3 separate regions of the Homo sapiens genome follow, and regions 2 and 3 are each linked to region 1. Evidence: chromatin loops called from intact Hi-C (ENCODE). Cell type or tissue: heart left ventricle. All regions are shown on one strand.

The links. A loop is a pair of places that touch in the nucleus more often than their neighbours do. Peaks named below come from ENCODE experiments on the same cell type or tissue, not always from the same donor. Only the 100,000 strongest peaks of a DNase experiment are listed, where the experiment ranks them.
Region 2: a loop joins it to region 1, with 2.1 times the contacts of the local background. A loop is called at or near these places in 18 of 110 quality-filtered maps.
Region 3: a loop joins it to region 1, with 6 times the contacts of the local background. A loop is called at or near these places in 10 of 110 quality-filtered maps.

What each region holds. Positions count from the first base shown.
Region 1 is chr1:56,641,066-56,649,065 of GRCh38, reverse strand. PRKAA2 (protein kinase AMP-activated catalytic subunit alpha 2) reads right to left here and starts at 3,752. Exons shown (of 9, transcript NM_006252.4): 1 at 3,585-3,752. The coding sequence starts at 3,678. It overlaps LOC101929935 (a long non-coding RNA gene), which reads left to right and starts at 3,748. Exons shown (of 3, transcript NR_135111.1): 1 at 3,748-3,848; 2 at 5,442-5,566. In heart left ventricle, no CTCF peak of the experiment used is centred here; DNase peaks (open chromatin) are centred at 3,485 and 3,835; H3K4me3 peaks cover 3,461 bases; H3K27ac peaks cover 3,974 bases.
Region 2 is chr1:56,706,123-56,714,122 of GRCh38, reverse strand. It overlaps PRKAA2 (protein kinase AMP-activated catalytic subunit alpha 2), which reads right to left. Exons shown (of 9, transcript NM_006252.4): 8 at 7,905-8,000; 9 at 1-6,648. The coding sequence ends at 6,410. Among named protein-coding and RNA genes, the nearest start is that of PRKAA2, 65 kb to the right of the region's middle. In heart left ventricle, CTCF peaks have their summits at 4,448 and 4,648 (motif pointing right); no DNase peak of the experiment used is centred here.
Region 3 is chr1:56,802,693-56,810,692 of GRCh38, reverse strand. The region is part of intron 1 of FYB2 (FYN binding protein 2); the gene reads left to right. Among named protein-coding and RNA genes, the nearest start is that of FYB2, 13 kb to the left of the region's middle. In heart left ventricle, CTCF peaks have their summits at 3,550 (motif pointing right) and 6,944 (motif pointing right); no DNase peak of the experiment used is centred here; H3K27ac peaks cover 2,280 bases.

The DNA of each region.
Region 1 (8,000 bases):
ATTGGACCTCATGAAAATTCAAAACTTTTATACTTCAAAAGACACAAGAAAATGAAAAGACACAACAGACTGGAAGAAAATATTTGCAAAATATATCCATTAAAGGATCTGTATCCACAATTTACAAAGAATCCTCACAACTCAACTTATAAGATGACAAGTAACCCAATTAGAAAATAAGCAAGAGATATAAACAGACATTCCATCAATGAAAATACATAAATGACTAGTAATTACGTGAGACAATGTTCAACATCATTAGTCCTTAGGGAAACGCAAAATTAATGCCTCAATGAGATACTATTTCGCACCCACTAGAATGGCTATAATAAATCAGGCAGACAATAACAAATGTTGGCAAAGATACTCAGAAAAGGGAACTTTCATACATCTTTGATGGGAATGTTATAAAATGGTGTGACCATTTTGGGAAAGTGTTGCAGTTTCTCAAAAAGTAAAACATAAAACTACGATATGACCCAGCAATTCTACTTCTAGTTATTTACCCAAGGTGTATGAAAACATATGTCCACACAAAGACTTACATGTGAATATTCGTAGTGCCATTATTTATAATAGCCCAAAACTTGAAACCATGACCATCAACTGGTTTTGTATAGACAAAATGTGGCATATCCACACAATGGAATATTATTCAACTATAAAAAGGAACAAATTAATGGCACATGCTATGTCATGCATGAATCTCAAAAGCATTGTTAAAGAAGCTCGACACAAAAGATGACATATTGAACGATCACGTTTATGAAGAAGAGCCTAGAAAAAGCAAATTTATACAGGCAGAAAACAGATTAGTGATTTCCTGGGACTGAGGGTAGAAATGAGATTAACTGTGAATGGGTATAAAGAATCTTACTGTGGTGTCCTCAAATGTCCTAAAACCTATCTATAATGATGGTTGCAACATTTGGCAAAATTAGTAAAAATCACTGAATTGTACACTTAGAATGGATGAATTTCATATATAAAATATACCTAAATAAGTTGTTTTCTTTTCTTTTCTTTTTTTTTTTTTGAGATGGAGTCTTGCTCTGCCGCCCAAGCTGGAGTGCAGTGATGCAATCTTGGCTCACTGCAACCTCTGCCTCTCGGGTCCAAGTGATTCTCCTGCCTCAGACTCCTCAGTAGCTGGGATTACAGGCGCCTACCACCACGCCTGGCTAATTTTTGTATTTTTAGTAGACATGGGGTTTCGCCATGTTGGCCAGGCTGGTCTCAAACTCCTGACCTCAATTGAACCGCCCGCCTCAGCCTCCCAAAGTGCTGGGATTACAGGTGTGAGCCACAGTGCCCAACCATAAAGCTGTTTTCTAACAAAAAAAAAAAACATGACTTTTTGTTTCGCTTGTCCCTTGAAGAATTATATGAGTAACAATTGTACTAATCCTAATCTTGGATAGGAAACCATGGTATCACTTTTGAGAGGATCTAACACAGTGTTAGGAAAACTCCTTCAACTGGTTGTTCATTGGACAGAGGTTCTCCAGGAAAAGAATTTCTCATAAATCAAAGTTCTTTCTGTTTATATTTTAAGAAGCCAGTGCCTGGAAACAATTCAAAAGTACATACAAGAGATTTAAGTTGTCTTTGGCAATGGACTGATTGATCTGATGAGTATTCTACTCTACATTCAGATTACAGTATATGAACTTAAAAAGACAAGCAAAAACTTTTAACACAATATGAAAGGACATAGGGTTAAGTTATATAACTTTGTGTGTACATGTCCAAATGTCAAAGGCGCTGTTTGCTTGAGCAACTGTATAATGTTGTAACACAATAGTCCTTAATAATAATACTAAATGACAAGTAACATTACAGGCATTAATCCAATCCCTGGATTGTCCTGTATTCATCTTAAATACATTCTAACTATCCACTCTACTTATAAGGTCTTTCAAAAATAACCCAGGACTTTATAACCCTCACAGGACAGCAAAGAATTTTACAAACTTTTTAGGTCTTTGCAAAAATACCACCTTGTCTGACCACCTTATTGAAAACTGCCAACCTCACAAGACTCTCTATCTTCCCTTCCCTGATTCGTTTTTCTCAATAAAATTAAACATACCTTTTACATATATATTCTGATTACTGTCTGCCTTCTCCTACTAGAAAGCTAAACAAAAAGATCTGTTTTTTCCTTGCTGTATCCTCATTGCCTAGAACAGTGCCTACCACGTTGCAGGTGCTCAGCGTTTTTTGAACACATGAATGAGTATTAAATATGTGCAAGAAAACAGGAGCTGATTCTTACCAAAGGAATGAAAAATGAGTCTCTTCTACTCATTCAACAGCCTTGACTTGGGGTTAAAATATGAATTTTACAAGGAAATAGAGACCTCAGAATAAAATTTCCAGACTGCCTACCCAGCATTTCTTCAGCAAAGAGAAAAAATAAAGGTCAATATTTCACTTATAATTCTGGATTTGCAACAAAGTATTTTTAATAAACAACTGTCTCTATTCTGGAGAGAAGGCAGGTTAATTAAATCACATGTGACTAATTAACAAAAAAGAAAACAAATGAAAGTTCCATACTTAACTATTCTTACTAGTTACTTAACTCGAATAAAGTATAACATTTCAAAAGCAGCCTGTTTTTCTACATTCAAAAGGGGATCCTATCTCCATGAAGACAGACCTTAGCAGAATATGCCTTAGCAGTCCTGACCTCCTCAGCCTCAAATCCTCCAAACACCAAGGAAACTTTTTCTCTCCCTTACCCTAGAAGTCTTCCCATAGCCATTTTACAAACACAAACACCTTCAGACCTCTCTGTTTTAATTAACCTCTGACCCAATCCAGCTGCATTCCAGCGTTAAACAACACCCCAGGAAGAAAGACTCACAACCTCTGGCCCCTGGAGCATCCCCCAAACAGTCACCCCCAACAACCGAGAGTCCTGGAACGTGAAGGAATCTGGGGATGGCAGGGACCTCCCAGCAAGACCAGAATTGGAGGACATCTTAGACTTCACTCTGGTACTGACCATTTCTGTGTGACCTTGGGCTTGTTACTACATCTCTAGGGGTCCTAGTTTTCTCACCTTTAGGGTGAGGACAACATGTTGACCAAGTCACTGTGAGGATTCAATGAGATTCCATGTAAAGCACCTAACAGGGCACCCGGCACGAAACGGCGCCTCAGTCCTCAGTAGCGTGGATGATCCCCGCCCTAAGCCTACAGGCTCAGAGCTGGAAGGCGCCTCGCAGAACGAGTCCAGTTCTCCCGATTTTGCAGAGGAGGACACTGAGGTCCAGAGAACACAGAAGTGCCTTGCTCCGACCTCCAGAAAGGCAGATGGGCGCGGAACCTGGAACCCAGGACGCCCATCCTCAGCTCACACCCCCGCCCTCTTCCCTGGACCCTGTGGGGCCCGGGCGCCGGTGCCAGGCGAGGCGGTGCGCGCCACCCTCCCGGGGCCCCAGCTCCGCGCGACCCGGGACCGCTCCACCTGCCGCCGAGCCCCGCGCCCGCCGGAGGCCCGGGGCTCCCGCCTCTCCCCTCGGCCTCCCGCAAGTCAGGCAGCCCCGCACAGCGGTCCGGAGCGCGTACTCAACTCTTCACTTTGCCGAAGGTGCCGACGCCCAGCGTGTCGCCCAGCACGTAGTGTCCGATCTTCACCCGCCCGTCGTGCTTCTGCTTCTCAGCCATCTTCGGCGCGCGCGGCCTCGCTCCACCGCCTGCCGCTCCGCGTAGCCGCCGCCGCCGCCGCCTACCCACAGTGCAGCGGGCCCTGCGGGCGAGGGGGCGGACCCCGAGCCGCGAGGGGCGCGGGGCGGGCGCGGGGTCCCGGGAGAGGGCGCTGGGCGCTTCGGGCCCAGGTGGGAAGCAACGGGCGAGCGGCGGGCGGGGCGGGGCCGAGGGAGGGAGCGCGAGGCGCCCGCTCCCGGGAGTGAGAGGCTCCTGCGGCGGAACCCGAAGCAGCGACAGCGGGGGCCGGGGACGCGGGGCGCTGGGCGGGAGTGCGGGAGGGGCTGCGCCAGATGCGCGGGGTCCGAGTGAGGGGCGGAGGCGACAGGTGCTGCGAGGGGGGTAGGCGAGGGTGCCGAGGGAGGCAGGAGGCCCTTTCTGAGGAAAACCGAAGGGGGTGAAAATAGGGGGTGAGACTGGGGCCCGATCCTAGGGAATGGAAAGACTTGGAAGTCAAACTGGAAGAAGAGACGGGCCTCGCATGTCGGGAGCGAGGGGCTGTAAAAGGGAAGAATCGGGAGGGGAGACTGCGGGAAGGGCCCTGGCCAAAGGGGCAGTGGCAGGAGAGCCTCTAGGAAGCTCCTCAAGTCTCGTCTGAGGCTTTTGGATACAGGTCGCGGCACAGGGAGAATGCACGCAGCTCTGTGCTCTCTTGAATTGTCCTCCTCTACTTATTCTGTAATTCCCAATTATTTTGTCCTATAGATGGAAGAGACCCTCTCCGCCAGAGCTCTCAATTTTAACTAATTTGCCCACAGTTTTCCAAAAAATCTCAGTCACGGTATTTGCTCGAGTGTTTTTTAGCACATGCTTATATAAATATGTAGTTTTACCACGCGCTTATATAAACATATAGTACCGAAATGTGATACAGCTGTACAAGAAGGAAATGGGAAAGACGTGGAAAGGGAAACAATGTTCTGCCCACAGAAAGTAAAATACGTAAGCGACAGAGGAATTGTGAAGGGCGAGGCCAGTATAAGGTCACATATTAAAGGAAGAATAAATGTGATATAGAAGTGAAAAGAGTGGTAAGAGGAAATTAGAAGCATGATGCCTAGGCAGCGTGTTCAAAGACTGACCTCCCCACCCTCCCCCACAAAAAAAAAGAAAAAAGACTGGCAAAGAATTAGGTAATAAAGCGATTATCTCTGCCTCTCTTCCTTCTCTCCCGCCCTTCCTTCCCTCCTTCCTTCCTTCCTTTAATGTTGTCTCATTCTTTAATGTTGTTCTGTCTTTCAGTGATTAAAGTTTATTTGCTTCTCACCACACACACAAAAAGATTCGTATACAATATGTTTGTTAATTAGCTTGACTTATAGCCATTCCACAATCAATATATTTCAAAACATATACATACTAAATATATACAATTTTTATTTGCCAATGAAATAAAAAATTTTAAAACAGTAAAAAAAAATTCTGTTTGGGGATAAGTAATTAAGGATTAGTCAAACATTTATAGCACTGCATGCCAGTAGAGTTTCAAGGTCACATTCCTCAAACATGAAGTCTCTTGAACACTGTTTATATGTAAATTGAAATGTATTGATCAAAAAGAATAGGACACAACAAAACTTTGTTTTCTGATAAGTACTAAATATAGAAATTTCAAACATTCATTCTCATCCAAACATCAAGACAATCTGATGAGAGATGATCACAGCTTATAAATTATAGATATCACAGCTGTTAAACAGAGGCTATTTTTGTTCATTCTTCAGATCATCTTTCTTGCTGACAAGTATCATCTAGGAATCACTCTACCTCGCTGGCAATTTTGAGAAAATAGCCAGTTATTTTTGTGCTGAACTTTCATCTGGTTAAGGGTCATTCCTTCAGTAGTCAAGTGAGTAAGAAAAGACCTATTCTGCTTTTGAGGTATGAGATGTATATGTCTTCTGCTCTAATATCCCGTTAAAAGATGTTGAAAAGTCTTCACTTGAAGTTAGATGATTGCTTTCTTGAAGCTACATAAAGACTAACTGTAAATTGAGATTTCAAAGCATTTCGTACTGTCTTAACTATTTGTTGATAAATACTGTAAGTTAAATTATTATATACTTCATAACTATGATTCTTACATAGCTACTGTGGACTACCTTATAGTTTTGTTACTATGTGAAACATCTATGATACTTTGTTGATTAAGAAGTTCATTTAAACACAATTATTTAATTGTCATAAAAGAAAGATTATTATTCCCATTTTATAGATGATAAAACTTAGTTTTTCCCTTTCTGATTTGCCCAGGGCTAAAAAGTGGCAGAGTCAGAACTCATATCCAGTTCTGACTTGTCCTTCAGTCTGCCTACTATACCGCAGCTGCCTATGCCAAAAGAAAGTATGGTGCTCTAAGAAAGTTAAAAATTGTCACAGTTGTGGTTCCATTTTCATATTTTTATTATTTCTTGGGCAGTCCAATAATATATCCTATAAATTTGTAAGTATTTAAACTACTTTTTGTTGTTTTTCTGACTTTTATTTAGAGGAAAGGTTGAATGGTAAGTGGGTAAGAAGGACAACTCTTGGTGGCAGTACTCAGCCCTCTGTTGTCCTGGACACTTCAAGATAAGGTTCCATATTTGCCTCTTCCTATTCAGCAGTAGAAAACTCGACAGTTAATCAGAGTAGATCTCCTTAAGGGTCATGCCTCTTGGAGGTCTCACCCCTAAAGATGACCTGGTAAATGCAATGTTCCCATTTTATTATCTTCCAATGAAGGTTTCACGCCGCTATTGTTTAGTACCAATCTCTAAGACCAGTGCCCCAGGGAGGTGTTCAGTTCTTAGCGCTGGTCCAACTATTGCTGCTTTACCCTCCTGCTTCTGAAACTTTGGGGTTGTTTTACCTTCAAATATTCTAAAATAAGTCCTGAGTAGGACATTAATGCAAGACCACTAAACTAATATACTGTACTAGACACCATTGGTATTATCAGTAACCAATTATTTCAAGTCTTTGCTCACAGTCACCTTCTTGGTGAACCCTACCCTGGCCACCCTATTTAAGTTGCAGTTTCTTTTTTTTTTTTTTTTTTGTAATTTTTTTTAAATTTTTTTTTTTTTTTTTTTTTTTTTTTAGAAGCAGGGTCTCGCCATGTTACCCAGGCTGGTCTCAAACTCCTGGACTCAAGTGATTGTCCTGCCTCAGCCTCTCAAAGTACTGAGATTATGGGCGTGAGCCACCGCACCAGGCCTAAATTGCAGTTTTATCTCACTCATGCTCTCTGCCCTGCACTCTCATCCCCTGACCCTCCTCAACTTTTTTACATAGCACTAGCCATGTAACATACTATTTAATTTATGTGCTTATTATATTTTTGTCTGTTTCTCCCAATTAGAATCTAAACTTCACAAAAGAAGAGAGGCCTTTTTTCTCTATTTTGTTCACTGATGTATCCTTAGCTCCCGGGACAATGCCTGACAAAATATAGATATCCAAGCAGATTCAGAATGTGGCACCTGAAGTTTATTCAGTGTGGGGGAATCTCTTTAAGGGAAAAAAAAAATGCAAAATTGGGTATGAAAGTGAGAATTTGAAGTGAAAAACAACTCTCTACAAATTTATAAAAGCTGACAAATGCCACAAACATCCCCAAATCCAGACAAATAACAATATTTTTATAAATTAATTATCTAACATACCTCTATAATACCTGTTTTCTACATTTTCTGGCTGTATACTCTTTGATTACCTCTTTATATTTTGTAAATTTTTAAATAGAATAGAAAGATAATTCTGACATTAAGCATGATTCATTAAGTTTTTCATCACATGTTTCTTTTTAGGTTTTCCATTGTACATGTTTAATATAGCTAATATAGAATTTATCAATTCTATTATCATATACATTATACATACATATAGATAGATACATATATGTATTTATATTTACATATTATATATGCAAATGATATGTTCATACCCCACTTGCTGTTTCTGGGGCCTAGTGGAACCTGGTATATCATTCCAAAAATATTTGCTAAATTGAATTTTAGAAAGGGTTAGTTACTAAGCTAGAGAATCAAGTAACAACAATACAGGGAAGAGTGCAGTTTTATTTTATGTATACACATATTAAAGGCAAAGCATAATTTTACATCTCAGCACAGCAGTCATTAGTGAGGTTAGAGAGGCATGAGTTAGCACCTTTGAAGTCTATAGATTCATGATATAGGGCTTCTATGGCTGTCTCCAATTTAAAATAAAAAATTTGGACACTCAATGAATAATAAAGGATGTTTATGGTATTTTATAGGAAGTACAAGCTCAATAATTAC
Region 2 (8,000 bases), 65 kb before region 1:
ATGTTTACCAAGGTGACTTATAAAGTCAATCAACATGAAAGAAATAGGAAAATACATTTAGTGAACAACTTCTGATAGTGATAGGGAGAGGTTTGACCAAGGGAACTCAATCAGGCAGATGCAAACAACATGATCATTTGTAGGAGGCAGATCTAAGGAGAACTGAGAGGGATTAGAAAAAAAGAAAATATAGTTTAAACAAGTTTTTACTATTACTCTTCTTATAATTTAAGGGAGAAGGCACAATTTAGTGTTTTTTTTTTTTTTTTTTTTTAGAACAGTGGATCTCTCTTCCACTTTAGGAAAATGTTATCTGTCTAGAAAAATGGCCATTTTTGGTAGCAAAACTTAAATGTGTAACTGTGAAAAATGCACGTTTAAATTAGTAGAAAAAAAAATAACAATGCAATTCTCCTTGGCTAGAATGTTTTTGTTCCTCCTTGAAATTTTAAATCAACACAACGTAGCAACCCTCCCTGCCCACCTCAGAAAAGGTCACACTGTATGCACTGTATGAACCTTGTCAAAATTCTACGTATTATTCAAAAAAGTTTTCATGCCAGGATATTCTCCAAATTCTTTTTTCATTTTTTTTTCTGGAGAGTGCTCTATTCTAGGATTTAATTACACTTCAAACGTAATTGAAATTTACCTACCCTGCTTGTCCAAACAATCAAGAGCCACTTCCATAAAATCTAAACTACTTTAGATATAAACCATTTTTACCAAAAGTCACATCATAGTCACAACTGCAAACTGGCATTGCTATGCAAGGCTGGCAGTAAACATTAACATTAGCTTGCAAAATTAATACAGGCCTACAGTCTGATAACTCTTCTAGACCCAGCCTGATTCTTATCAGGCTATGGATGAAGAAGTTTAATTAAAACTCAATCCAGTCTAGACTGTGTGACCTGTTCTTTGTGCTATTACTGTTCAGTGGCATCAAATGCATCATAATTATAGGTGGAAAGGCTAGTAATGATGCCAGCAACTTGTTTAAATGAAGTTTTTATAATTTTTAAAGCTCAAACATAAGTACATTTCAAAGTTTTATAAGGTTTGGGAGAAACTCTATCAAGCTAATAATTCAGTGTTTGTAAATTAGAAATATATTCTATGAAAATAGTTATATCATGTAATATACATACAAAATGAAAAATCAATCTGCATATGAAATTTGGATAAGACTAATTCAGATAATAGTCAAAAACTATAACAATTTAGACAGGGACTGGGGCTAGTTTTCTTTTTCCTTTTTTTGTTTTTTTTTGAGACAGTCTTGTGCTGTCACCCAGGCTGGCATGCAGTGGCATGATCTTGGCTTATTGCAATCTCTGCCTCCCAGGTTCAAGAGATTCCCGTGCCTCAGCCTCCCGAGTAGCTGGGATTACAAGCAGCCTGTCACCACACCGGATAATTTTGGTATTTTTAGTAGAGACGAGGTTTCACCATGTTGGCCAGACTGGTCTCGAACTCCTGAACTCGGGTGATCCACCCACTTTGGCCTCCCAAAGTGCTGGGATTATAGGCATGAGCCACTACACCCAGCCTAGTTTTCCTTTTTCAAAAATGATTGTGCTATAAGAATCACATAAAATTATAAGAAGAATCATGTTTTAAAGTTTCTTCAGCATTTTTAAGCACCCTCAATAACTCAGAAATACTTATAAAAACCAATATGCTAATCATAAATACTTCAGATAATTACATCTCGTTAGTACAATCAACTGCTTAAAATAAACTAAGAACTATTTATTTAAGACTACTTTATGTCACTCTAAGACTTGAAAGCAATACATCTGTGTTTATTTTTACTACTCAACCACTCTGATGTTTTATTAATTCAGACTGTTCTTCCCCAGAGGAAAGGTGGTTTCCTATAAAGAGCAATTGATCACTGCTGGATACTTGTATGGTGTTAAAGCTTTATGAAGAGCTTTCTGGTCCTGCTTCCTCATCTGGAAATGGCAAAAATGCTTTCTCTGGTTACCTCTCAAAGTTATCGTAATAGTAAGTAAACAATATGAAGGGTCTCTAGATCGAAAAATCACTATAAAAAATATATGGAACACTTTCATCACTCCAAATTTGTAATGCTTTGCTTCATGCCAAATGGATGTGATGTTTCACCGTGTTTGGTTTTCTGGATGATTTTTGCCATTTGCATTCCTCCAGCAGCTGTATTTAGAAAAATATTCAAGTATATACCTCTGACATGCCTCACCAAATCAAAACAGAAACATTCACACTCATATAAAAACTCTAAATATATAAAAAGTGAACACTAACACAAATCATATGGAAAAGCAGAAAAGAACTTTAAAGCTCAAAGGTACCTTAGAAGTGTTAAAATCTACCTTTCTCATTTTAGGAGTTATAAAAATGAGGCCAAACATAGGATGTGACTTACCAACAGATTGCACATATCCCTCGTCCAGAGTTTTTAATAGAGTCTTTGAGAACTACTATTAAAATAAATTACATTCCCTATTTAAAAAGCCACAGGGTGACACAGGAGAACCAAGTAAATAAATGCAAGATTGAAAAGGTTTGGGTCTTAAAAACAAATAAACAAAAACAGACAAAATTGTGAACATGTCTAGCATTTAGACACTCAGCTTTTACAACCATTAATAGGATGTAAATTAGTACCCGGTGAATAGACAAAGTGGTGTCTGTGGCAGGCATGTTCCAGGTTTTTACATTTTATAAATCCAAAGTGAGGTGCCTACATTAACTCAGTACACTGCACATTATTCAATGCTACAGATAAATCCAAACAGATCAAAAATCTACAATAGTTGCTTATGATTTTTTCTAAACTATGTCTCATTTAACAGTAAAAATCAATTTGTATTCCCTGAGTACAAACTGTCTAGGGAATAAGAAAAAGCAAACTCAGAATTATAAAACTGTCCTGAAAAACCCATTTGCAGAAAATGGAGAATTGTTCATGCTACATATAGCCAATACCCTGACATAGAAATATAATTATTTCTGATTAATTTAGCCTTCTGGATTCTCTTTATAGATAGCTAGTATAAAGGAATGTAAACACTAGAGATTACAAAAGTGTCTCTTAACAGGTTAATCAAAACAAAAACCCAACTTGTAAATGGTTTGCCTACTTCCCTCCCTGCATATTCTATTTGAGAAGGTAGCTGTTCCTACACTGAAACATAAGGAATTAGATCTTCATATGGTATCCCAAAGAAAAGTATTTAGAAAATGTTCACTGACTACACATTTTAAAAGTAAGAATCAGTGACACTGATTCATTACCCACTGAGCCATAAGCATGAGTCATTAGTCTCTTAGACTTTTTTTTAACAAGTAATCTTGTTTCAGGTTTTTCAGTCACCCATGCATAAGAATAATGTTGCACTCAAATAATAATACAAGATGATTAAGAAAACCAAGGTGTCATGAAACAAGTTGCAGACACAGAAAATTCTATTTAATCCAGCATTCACTCACGATGAACATGTCTGCAAGTTAAAACAAAGTAATTCTAATTTTCAATCAGATTCTCCCAACAACCAGTAAGAGAAATGGAAGTGTTAATTATTAACTACCCTAATTATGGCATTCTGGGACAGTATTTTCCTAAAAAATGTATTTCCCAAATTTGCTTTTCATGGGCTATTAAGTTTTTTAAAATGAAAAATTAATTTGGGCAAAGTTCAACAAAGTTATGTGGCTTTCTTTTTTTCACAGAAAGACCTGTCAAAGTCTTTAATGCTGACATCCACTGTCATCTTCGAGGGGAAGAGTAGCATGCAACATTTTTCAAACTTAGTCCATGCAATCATTTTTTCTGTGGAGCATCTCACAGGATATACTTTGGGAAATGCAGTTCTAGAACTACATGGAGTCCATTTCCATGATATAACTAAGGCCTTATCTATAACCTCATAATAGAAGCTCTTCTCCCGTGTCTTCACTGGAGGAAATTATTCTTAGCCCACATCTACCTATCACATTCAGAGTTTACAACACTGAAATGTGGAAATTTGGGGCTAACAACTGATTCTTTCCCTCTATCTGCCCATGAGCAACAAAAAGCCTGCTGTAACAATGTTCCAGCTCTAATTGTGCTGGACTGCATCTCCTGAAATCTTCTAAAAACCAACCACCTAGATTCACAAAATAGCTGTTTTAAAAACATACACATAAAAGAACCCAAACTGTGACCATTAGTTCTCCTAAAATTCAGTAGGTAAATATCAAGCTACAGCTGTTCATAAATACTGGCAAGAATTAGAAAACAGTAAATAATTAACTCTCAAAAAACATGGCAATAATCCATATAAGGTAATTTTGATATGAACAATTTTTTAATATCTGACCTATTAGACTAATGGAGCTAAAACATCACTGGATTCCTTCTGTTTCTCTGCCTTCAAAATTTTTGTGGATTTTGTCATTGGGGTTAAGTAATCTGATTAGTTCCTTATTTCTAAGGTAATTCCATTCATAATCAGGCAAATATTATGAGGTGGCCCTGTTTTTTCCCAAAAGAGGTATGGACCCATTTAGAGAACCCAAAACTATGCCATATCTATAATGGACCAGGCTAACACAGCAGGACTGCTTATCACTATACAAATAATCATGTAAAAATTACCTTTTGGTGCCACAAGATGGCAGTCTTTCAATAATTAAACCTTAAACTATCTCAAATTGCAACCCGCCCTCCTTCCCAAATTGGTGAACTATTCATTTATCTTGATATTAAGAAGTTGGACTTATAAGTTATTTAACATCAGTTTTTAAAAGATCTGCAAAGCCATATGATGTGACACAACGCAAACTCCTGATTCAAAGAATATTTAAAGATAGACACACTTGTTTTCCACTAACACAGGAGAAACTTAGTCTAACATTCTCATTTGCTTCTTGGCAGAACATACATTACTTTTGGCAAAGAGAAGCCTGTCAAGGTAATGTCATTTTTTTGTTTTCAAGAGCTTAATTTTTTTAGGGTAATCCAGGTAAATAAGTGTTAATTACAACATAAAAATAACAAATGAATAAATACAAATTAGATAAATTACACAGAATTTAAAATTAAATACTTTTACTAAAACAAAATATAATCAATAAACTATTATCTACCCTGCTATAGTTTGTGTTTTTTTAATCTTAAAGAAAACCTGCACAAAGCAAAACAAACAAACAAAAAAACTGGTTTTTGCTTAAAAGCACTGGTGTGTGAATATATATATTTATTTATTTAAGATAAAAATTTTTTCTTGATGTTCAAAGCTTCCCTGCCCTATCAGGTTCAACAGTAAAGGTCATAGCCAGCCCTTAGGGCCAGAACAGTGTTTTCAAACTTGGACTAGAAAAGATTCAAAGCTATATCAATCAACCACTCAGGATCAAACAATGAACAAAGACAATAGTGACTAGGTGAGGTGAGGTGAAGGGAGTGGCTTCCAATGAAGAATTAGCATTATGAGCTGCACCAGGACCCTAACACCTAACACAGAAAATAAAGATCAAAGATAAGGATTCTCATTTAAGGGACTGTTGATACTTTGCTTTGTTTCATTTAACTATTTTATCACTGTTGGTGAAATGCAAAAATAAATAGAGGCAAAAAGAATTTGAGAAAGGTAGATTTTGAAGACATTTTTTAAATGACGTAAGTTTATGTAAAAGACAAAAGTTGTTGCAATTCCAGATGTTCCAATATTAATTTGAAACTTGAAGGCTCTTAAGATAAATATATTATTCAGGGAAATCTCAAGATAAAAATCCTGAGTTAGTTACAGCTGTTTTTAAGAAACCTGAAAATTGTGGTTACCTGTTACATGACCACAGTCCTTCTGTTGAATACACTAGGCAGTATTTGTACAAATACTGTTAGAAAAACTTGGCTTCTGAAATCTTGGAGGCAGGTTTTTAAGATTTCAACATTTAAATAATATCTTACTCGTGGTTCTTTTACTTTTTAATCTTCTTTTGTTAAAATAAATTGGGGGCATAAACACAGCATAAAGCCTACTGAAATTTAGGAAGTAAACTAGATTTACCTACACCAAACAGCAAAGCAAGGAGGTGTTGCCAAACCACCCTTACATTGAGATGGTTCGCCAGTGTGGTGTGTTAATCGTCTGTAGTGAACTCATTATTGTAATTAAAAATCTTCATTGATATTAACCTATTAAAGATATTGCCTATGTGAATTTATCATAGGCACAATAGAATTACAGATTTCTACAAGTAAATAAGATGTCAGATATTTTGTTTTCAGTAATTTCAATAGCATTGTGTGCCCCTGGAAATAATTCATGTTTCTCAATTAGTATTGCAGTGGATATTATCCAAAAGTAAGATAAAAATTTAAAGAATATAACTGATTTTCATAGTGCAATAACAGAAAGAAACTAGAGACAGATCAACGGGCTAAAGTAGTAATCAGACTGGCACACATTTCAAAAAAATCCATGGTGTGACTGCCCAGGCGAGGTGAAACTGAAGACAATGTGCTTCCGGTCAAAGAGCCAGTGAGAGAGCCAGAAAGTGAATGGCTCTCTGCAGTTGTGGAATCAAAACTTGATCTTGGTCTGTGTAAGCCAGCAGCAGAACAGGAACGCTGAGGTGTTGAGGAACCAGATCTCTGCTCCACTACTTCATCTGAAATGGACCAAAGAAGAGCAATTTATATGGAAAGTATATATGCCCAAGCCCTTCCTATGAATTTATGATATTCAGAATATTAAGTAAACACATCTGAGCAAGGGCAACTTAATAATGAATGTCATGTTTCTGTGTTGTAGAAACACAGTCTTCTTCCTTCCAACAATCATAACAAACATCGCTACCAATCACAAGACTTGCACACAGTCAAAATGTGGCCCCTAAGTCCTGCTCAAATTGGAGTAATCGGCATTGATATTGGAATCAAACTGATATCTCTGCATGTGAAGAAAGCATATCCTTGACAACTTATTTTCTTCTAGCATATCAACAAAAAAAATCACTAAGGTAAAAACAAAAGTCACCATCATATATTGCCTTGGGGAGGTGGAGGGCAAAGTGAGAGAAATCTTGTTAAAACTGCATTTTCTACGATTCCCAGGACCAATCTCCAGAAATTCTGATTTAATAGGTCTGGAGTGGTTCCCAGGGATCTGCGTTTTAATAACAACAACATGTAATTTCGATGAAACAGGTCTGGGATCCATATAAACACTACCATACATAGTTGATGGTAGTTCAAGAGTAAAATTTAAATGCTTCGTTTAAAACAACTTCCCTAACTCTAAACTCCGTTCCATTCTTGTTCCATCCAGCACCTGACCCTTAGTTTATTCTGGTTTTATCCCACTTGGGCCTCTGAAATGAATAATCAGATTTGGTTTACCCAAGTTTAATTCTTGGCACACACTAAGTTCTTGGACATGACAATTTTCCCTGACGCCTTTGGCTCCTTGATTGCCATGGGTACCTAAATCCAACCCAAATCCCAATGGAGACCTATTTGGTCGCCCTGGCCACCCAGGATGAGGAAAGGTGATGAAGGAGAAAGTTTAGACACTATAATACTAACTAATAAAATATGAATGGAGAAATATGACAAAGAATCTGACAAGTCAGTTAATTTTGAAAAGTAAAACCTGCTTCCCTGTTGTTCCTTACTTGTGCTCCACGGCCAACACTTCAAATGATTCTTTTACGCCACGGAGATACTTCTTGTGGAAAGATGCCAGGTAAGAGGTATTCAACATGTCTTTCATCCTTTTCACTTCACTTACATTTTGGTTAAGTCTAGATTGCTTAAAAACCAGTGCAGGACCTACCCACCGGATGTCTTCGAGATGATTTTAACATCTGGTCAACTAGTGCCAAGTTTTATCTTCTCAGAGCTCATGCATGCATAGCTTCCTTACCATCAATGCTTTTAAAGTCCAAAAGATAGCTCCTGTTATCAACCAGGTAAAGTTGTAAGCTCATTTTCACGTAATTGCCAGTCACTGGATTTTTTC
Region 3 (8,000 bases), 160 kb before region 1:
TGAAACTGGCATCTCTCAGCTAAGTAACAAAGTCTGACCCAGTGCCCATATGACCAACTCAAGGCCATCTCCATTTGGTTTCCTTAGCCCTTTATTTAAAGAAAAATCTTGCTAAAATTCTCTTTGATATCTTTCAGATTTTGCTGAGAGAAAAAGGTAGCCTCTGGGAGGGAGTGGAAAATGGGTGTGTGAATTGAGTCTAAGTCTAAACAGAGCAGAACTAAATGTTTACAGAGTGGGTCCCATGCCCCTTGTTCTGTACTAGCATTGTTAGCTGCCTCGGTGGGAAACAGGGGAGTGAGGGGAAGAGGGTACTTCATAGGGTAGTTTCACAGAATGACTAGAGCCAAGGGGTACAGACTGGAGTGAAAACTCCAAGAAAACTTCATGGAATGAGTTCATGTCCGTGAGTGCAGAAGAAGGAGGCAAAATTGGAGCATTTCTATTACTGGAAACTAAAATGCCACCTAACAGAACTGATACAATTTTTCCATCTGAAACCATCAGGTTGATTAATTCTGAACATATTTACTGAACATGTACTCTGCCACAGTCATTTCATCACTAAAAATCACCATGATCATCATGATAATCACTGTCTTCCTCTTCTTCCTTCTTTCCCTCTTCCCCCTCCTCTTTCTCTTCCTTCTCCCCTTCCTCCTCCTTCTTTCTCTCCTCTCTCTTTATCCATATCACAACTATCTTCAACAAAATATCATTATCGTGGGTTTGCTTTGTGTCAGGCACCAGGCCAAGGTTAATGTCTATGGCATTCCTAGGATGTGAAAAGCTGTATCCCCACTTCACTGATCAGGAGGTAGGAAAAGAGAGAAGTGAAATAGCTTTGTAAAGGTGAAAGAGTCAGAATTCGGAGAGGTAGGATTTCACCTTAAGACTTTTAAATCCAAAGCCCATGTTCTTAACCCTATTGCTGCACTTGAAGTTGCTCCTAGTCTAGGGAGGAAGGGGAAAAAATGTAAAAAAACAATTAGAGTGTAATAAACACTGCAATGGAGCAGGGACAGGAGCTCTAGGAGCACAGGGAGTGGCCACCCCTCACTGCATCCCTGATGGAAAGTTTCCTTGGGGACTTGCAGCTGGGTTGAGTCAAGTAAAACAAATATTTTTCAGACAATAAACATGGGTAAGAGCATTCTGGAAAGAGAGTGACATGTGTGCAAAAGCATGGAGGCATTCATTCCTTCAGCAAATATTCACAGTGTCTTCTCTGCTCTGGTCACTATGTTAGGAAACCCAAGAGGGAATAAAGGAAGAGCAAATCTAGTGAAGTGGATGAACTAGAAGAGGTAAGACTGGATGTAGAGAAAAAAAAATTCAGAGGGAGAGAGAAGAGGAAAATAGCTGTTAATAATATACTTGTATTATGTTTTACAATTTACAGTGCATTTTCACATGTCTAGAAGAATACCTTGTACATAGTTGGCACTGAACTAGTAATTGAACGAATGATCTCTGTAGACCTTTAAAGTTACCCATTTGCCTAGAAGTTCTGTGAGAGCAGAGAACATTTGTTCACCACTGTCACCACTGAAGTCTGCAGTGGGGCCACTGAGTTGCACAACTCCAATAGGTGCTGTTCACATGGTGGCCAATGTGAATGGTCTCTGTGATCACAATGTGAATAGTGATGTAGAACTATTGTATGCTATATTTATATCTATATATGTGTATGTGTGTGTGTAACAACATAATAGATGCACAACTTGGTAGCTTGGGTTCACATCTAATATAGAGGATTAATATTTATTGATTAAGCTAATGAATGAAGAAGGCAGGCAGGAAGTCTAGACAAAGATTACCATCATTCGGCTTTCTCTCCATGCAAGGATCATTAGTGAAATCTCTGCTGTAAACCAGCATATCCATTTCACAGATGGGGATGAGATATAACGTGACCTTAGAATACAGATCTACTCAGTGCTCTCCTAGTTAATGCTTTTCTATTACAGCATACAGTACACAGTTTCTCTTTAAAGCTAGCAGTGCATGGTTTCCTCCAAAGGGCCAAGGATGCTTCTTTCCTAAGAAACCAGCTAGGCTGCAGAATGTGTTGCTGGCCCCTCACAGCTGGCAACCTCCCAAGGTGAAGGAAATTGGGAGCTGGTGCCAGGAGTCTTTGTCAGGTATTGGTGTGTAACTAATTGCTGCTGTAAACCTTTCTCACAAGAAGGTCTGGCTTTGTAAGTTCTTGGAGTAAAGAAGATCCTGAGGTTTACTGAGTGGATTAGAAGAATACATATTTAGAAAGCAGAAAGGCTGTCAAGCATCAATTTTGGCTGAAAACATTTTGTCCCAGATAAAGGGTCTTTCAAACACCCTTTAGTTGCATTTCTTGACTGCTTGCAGCCAAGAATTGAGGCTGTAGGAGTATACTAGAAAGAGCTAGGGGATCAAGGTCAGTGGGTCTAGTTCTGCTATTTACTAGCTCTTTGGTCTTAGTCAAGTAAGTTGACTTGAACCCTCCAGCTTTAATTTCTTCATCTGTAAAATGGAGTTCATCACTTCTCTAATGCTGTATAGTGGCAGAGTAAACAAAATAATGTATGAAAAGGGCCTAACCCAGTGTGGTATAGTAAAACAATCTTGAGTATTGGAATCTGACCTCATTGTTAAATCCAAACTTACCTCTTGACAACAATGCAAACTTTGACAACACCAGTAATAATAATGATGGCAATAATAATCATAAGTAGCTCACATTTCTAGAAAATATACTATTTACCAAGTACTGTGATTCACACTTAACTTGGATTGTCTGAATTAATTGGCAATACAGTAAATACTATTATTGTTGCCATTTTATTGATGGGAATGAAAGTTAAAATCATCTAGCTGAAAATGAAAGGGCAGGGATCCAAACACAGATATCTGATTCCAAAGTCCAGAGCATAGTTTTCAATCCCTAAGCCAAACTTACTTTCTCTCCAAGCCTCAGTTTCTTTATCTATAAAACGGGAATTCCAACGCTTACCAATCTTGCTGGGTTGTTAGAAGAATCTGAGGTTCTATCTCTGAAGTGGAGATGCACTGCATCTACTGCAGTGGTGCAAGCTCAGTAATTAGTGGGGTGTGGTAATGGGTGACATAGAAGTAGCAGAGGCAATAATGATGAGCATGATGATAATGATTGGCACTCCAGATCTTAAAAATGACTTCCATTGCTAGTATTGGAAAAATAGGGTCCTGAATAGACAGAAAACCAGACAGGGGCTCCTTTATCTTCTTTAAAAAGCAAAAACATCTAACACCTGTAAAACCTGCCCCAGATGCATTTAGAATGGTGTCTCTGATTTCTTTTACTGTTTCTTCATGCAGCTGGGACTCTAATATAGAAAACAAATCTAAGAAATTAAAATGGCCACATCGGCTGAGGAGTTTACATCATAGCTGTGGAGTAAAAGCAATAAAGTGGCTCACAGAGGTTATTCAACCCTTCTTTTTTCAGTTTTCATTAAATTGCACTTTAAATAAAACTGTCATAAACCTAAAAGACACTGAGTGACTGTTCTGTCTGCAGCAGGAGAGGGCAGCAGGGAGAGCAGGAAACCCTTTCAAATAAGGACGCTCTGTGGTCGGTTTTTCCAGCTCCCTGGCAGGCAGTTTCTAGTGAAGCCTCCTGTTCTAGGCCCAAGTTGCAATGCTGAGTGAGTGTGGGGCATGTAATCAGGGATGGGCTGTAATTGGGTTGTTGGAGGACTTGGCATGTTTGCAGAGATCATAAATTCTGACTTCAGGCCGTGATCCCCAGGCTGCCAACTAAGTTAAACTTGAGCCTTTTGCTGAAAGCTATATTTTGAACTTGGCACCTGAGGGTATATATGGCCCAATTTTTCCTCTGAAACCCTTACCCTCACCACAAAATGCAGTTAAATGTTGCTTAAGTTTTAGTATCGAAGCAATATCAACCCATAGCATTTTTTGGTTTTGGCTGATTTCCTAAAAGACATCATAAACCCCATTTGTTTGCAATGAATAGTTATCTCCCTTTGTTTTTCACTTTGCTTTGGGGGTTCTCTATAGGCCTGTGCCTTGAGTGAGGGGATTTGAAGGTTGCAAAATATCATTTTGATATTCATGATCTCCCAGTATATTCTGTGAAGGAATTTTGAACCATAAATATGTAAATTTGTGTTGTTAAGTTTGTTTCTAGTGGCCTGTGAGACCTTTCAAGGGGCCACCCTAGCCCTATTTCTCCTTCTCATCTCACATTTCAGCCACACTCCCCACTCCAGAAACCCACACATGCCAGACTCTCTCAGGTTCAGGTCTTTGAAATGCCATCTCCTCTACCATTACTTTCAATGGCAAAAACCACAATTACTTTGCACCAACCTAATATAATCTCATTCCCCCTTTTGACAGCCAAGTTCCTATTTGTTCTTTATGTCTGTCTCACTTTCTCTGGAAAGTTCTCTCTGTCCCCAGTCTGGTTAGGTGTTCCCTGTCCTGCCTCTGGTGCTGCTCCATCACAGCAGGGACCTCAAGGTGTTGTCATCGTCTGTTTATGTGTCCATCTTTTCCATGAGACTGTGAACCCCAGGACAGCAAGGCCTGTGTCTGCCTCATGCATTTATGTTACCTGTAATAGGAATACAACAAATAATTGTTGGATGAGTCTGGAAAAGATGAGAGGAAACACTGTTATTAAGGAAAAGGCATGTCGTATAGCATAGAGTTGATTTTAAAACACCACAGATGTATTAGTCCATTTTCATGCTGCTGATAAAGACATGCTGATAAAGACTGGGTAATTTATACAGCAAAAGGGGTTTAATGGACTTACAGTTCCATATGGCTGGGGAGGCCTCACAATCATGGCAGAAGGCAAGGAGGAGCAAGTCACATCTTACATGGATGGCAGCAGGCAAAGAGAGAGAGAATTTATGCAGGGGAGCACACCTTTATAAAACCATCAGATCTCTTGAGACTTATTCACTATCATGAGAGCAGCACAGGAAAGATTTGCCCCCGTGATTCAATTACCTCCCACTGGGTACCTCCCACAACATGTGGGAATTCAAGATGAGATTTTGGTGAGGACACAGCCAAACCATATCAACAGGCTTTGGTGTCAGGGCTGGGTTCAGATCTTGGCTTAGCACCCATTTGCTATGTGTCCTGGTAAGCTTCAGAAAGCTCTGATCCTGACTTTTGTCATCTTCAGGGGGCACAGCTCAGAAGCCAGTTGTAAGGATTATGGTAATTGAGACAACATACACGACAACATACACAAGCTGCTATGTGCAGTGCCTGGAAATGCATTAACATAATAAGCACCTTTCATTTTCTTTTATCAAGAATTACTCCCAATTTTTCCCCAGTTACCCTACCCACAAATATACAACAAATGCTTTCTAATCTTCTCAGTTTAATTCAAAAGGACACGTATCGTCCATCTACTCTCTGTGTGCCTAGACACAGTGACAGAAGCACAAGTGAAAAGAAAATCTGATCTACATGTGCGAGTGGGGTGTGGTAAAGCAGACACGTATGTAAATCACTTTAATCAACAAAATTAGATAAGTGGAAAGACAGAGGGAAGCAGAAGGTACTAAAATGGAGCAAGTACAGACAGTTGGCCCAACCTAAGAACTGGAAAAAGCTGCTCGGAGGGATTGGTAACTCAGCTAAAAAATCTCAAAAGATGAATACATTTAGCCAGGCAAAGAAAAGCAGGAAGGGCATTCCGGGCAGGGGCAACAGCAGATGCACAGAGGCAAGTTCAGTTTTACTGCAGGGGTGAGTTAGAGGCAGGAAGTGGTGGGAAATGAAGCTGGAGCTGTAGACAGGAAAAGATCAGAGAAGACCTTATGTGTTTGGCTAAGGAATGTATGATTTACCAATAAGGTAACAAGGAGCCATTGAAAGATTTTAAGCAGAGGAGTGGCGTGATTGAACCTGCACTTTATTTATTTATTTATGTATTTATTTATTTATTTATTGAGATGGAGTCTCACTCTGTCACTCAGGTTGAAGTGTAGTGGTGCCATCTCGGCTCACTGCAACCTCTGCCTCCTGGGTTCAAGCCATCCTCCCCACTCAGCCTCCCGAGTAGCTGGGACTACATGCATGTACCGTCATGCCCAGCTAATTTTTGTTTTGTATTTTTAGTAGAGATGAGGTTTCACCATGTTGGCCAGGCTGGTCTTGAACTCCTGACCTCCAGTGATCTGCTCACCTCAACTTCCCAATGTGCTGGGATTACAGGCATGAGCCACTGCATCTGACCTGAACCTGCGCTTTAGATGCATCATTGGCATGAAATTAATTTGTAGTTCTCAAAGAAAGCCTTTTAAAAGATCATCCCCTCAGGAGGTTATTACTCCAGAAATATATTCACTCATTTCATTTGCTGTTAGTTTGGTAAATACTTATTGAGTATTACTAGGAGCAAATTTTCATGCTTGAAACTGTAGGCTCCACAAAGGTGAGCATGTATTTCTACCTGACCTCAAGGAGTTCATGGAATATAGGGCAGATGAAGCATCTACTTGAATAATTGTAGTAGGATATGGAAAGTGGCAAAGGGCATAAGACCAAAAGAGATTTGCAGATGAAGTGCTGTAAGACATGTTTTCAAATCCGTTCCTTGGACCAGGTGCTGAGCTGGCCTCACAGTAAGCACTCAAGGTTATTTATAAAATATGGACTCCTCGGAGCTTCTATTTCAGTGGGGCAGGCTCAGGAGTCCCCAGGATATTCCCATGCACAGCCAGGATTAAGAACAATTGCCAGAAGAGGTCTGAGGAGAAAGAGGTTAAGCTTTGAAGGGGCCATTGATGGTGGAAGCATGTAAGCTGTGCCTAGAAGAATGAGTAAAATTTGGACAGTAGATTTCGTGCTATGACATTCTGGACATGCCAGATGGCAGGTGAAGCATGGGCTGTGATGGGATGCAGGAAAACAAGGCCCACACTAGAGGGAGCCCAGGAGTTCTACGTGACTGCAACATAAAGCTGTGTGGTGGCGGTTTGGGACCAGATCAAGGAGGTGAAGGAATTAGCACTTTAACTGATAGATACTTGTGAAACACTATATTATTTTTTTAAATGGAGTGACATTTTAGACTGGAATTGTATTTTAGAGCCATCAGATCCCTGCAACATTTTTGTGTGAGGCTGGGTTACCAGTTAGAAAATGATTGCAAAAATCTAAGTAGCAGAAGACAACATGCTGAACCAGGGAATAACTATCAGTCCAGCTACCATTGATTATGCCTGGAGCTGAATAATTGTTTTGCTTTTTCTTCTTCCTTCTTAAGAAAATGTGAGGAAGTGGTTAGGGAAAAGTTCATGATCTCGTTACCCACAATTCCAAAATCCAATAAGCTCTGAAACCCACTAATTTTTCATAACATTTTTGGTTTCAAAAGCCTGCCTGAACCAACATGAGACAATTTATGGTCTTTATTTATCTTGCATTATATGAACATTAATATGTTTTACTATAGAAATGGTAACATGTTTGATCACAGCATGCTGTCTCAGACCACACTAGGATTTACGTATACAGAATTTGTAATATATTACCTTTCTAAAACTGGAAAAAATTTGAATTCCAAAGTATACTTGGTCAGAGGATTTTGTAAGGATTGTAGACCTAAATTGGTGCTGAAACTAAATCTCAGAGAATCCAAGCAATGTTTCAAAGAAAGAGGAAGACATGAAGACTGGGGTCTTGTGCAGGGAAAGAAATGGATGGAAGAGATTTTATAGAGAGGCTGCTAACACACAAATTTTCATGTTGATGCTAGGAAGATGATTGTGTTGATGTTAATGTACTATTGGAATTCTTAGATGAAAGTTCTAATGGCTCTGTAATTGGTGATGGATGGACAGAAAGGCCTTCATGACAAGGAGTGTAGGCACATGCAGACAAGAAAGTGCAAGGTGATATGATCTGAAATCCACCGAAGGGTTCCCTACACCAAAATATTTCCTCCTCTCTTATTGCCTTGAAAAGGCAATTGAGATTCTTCA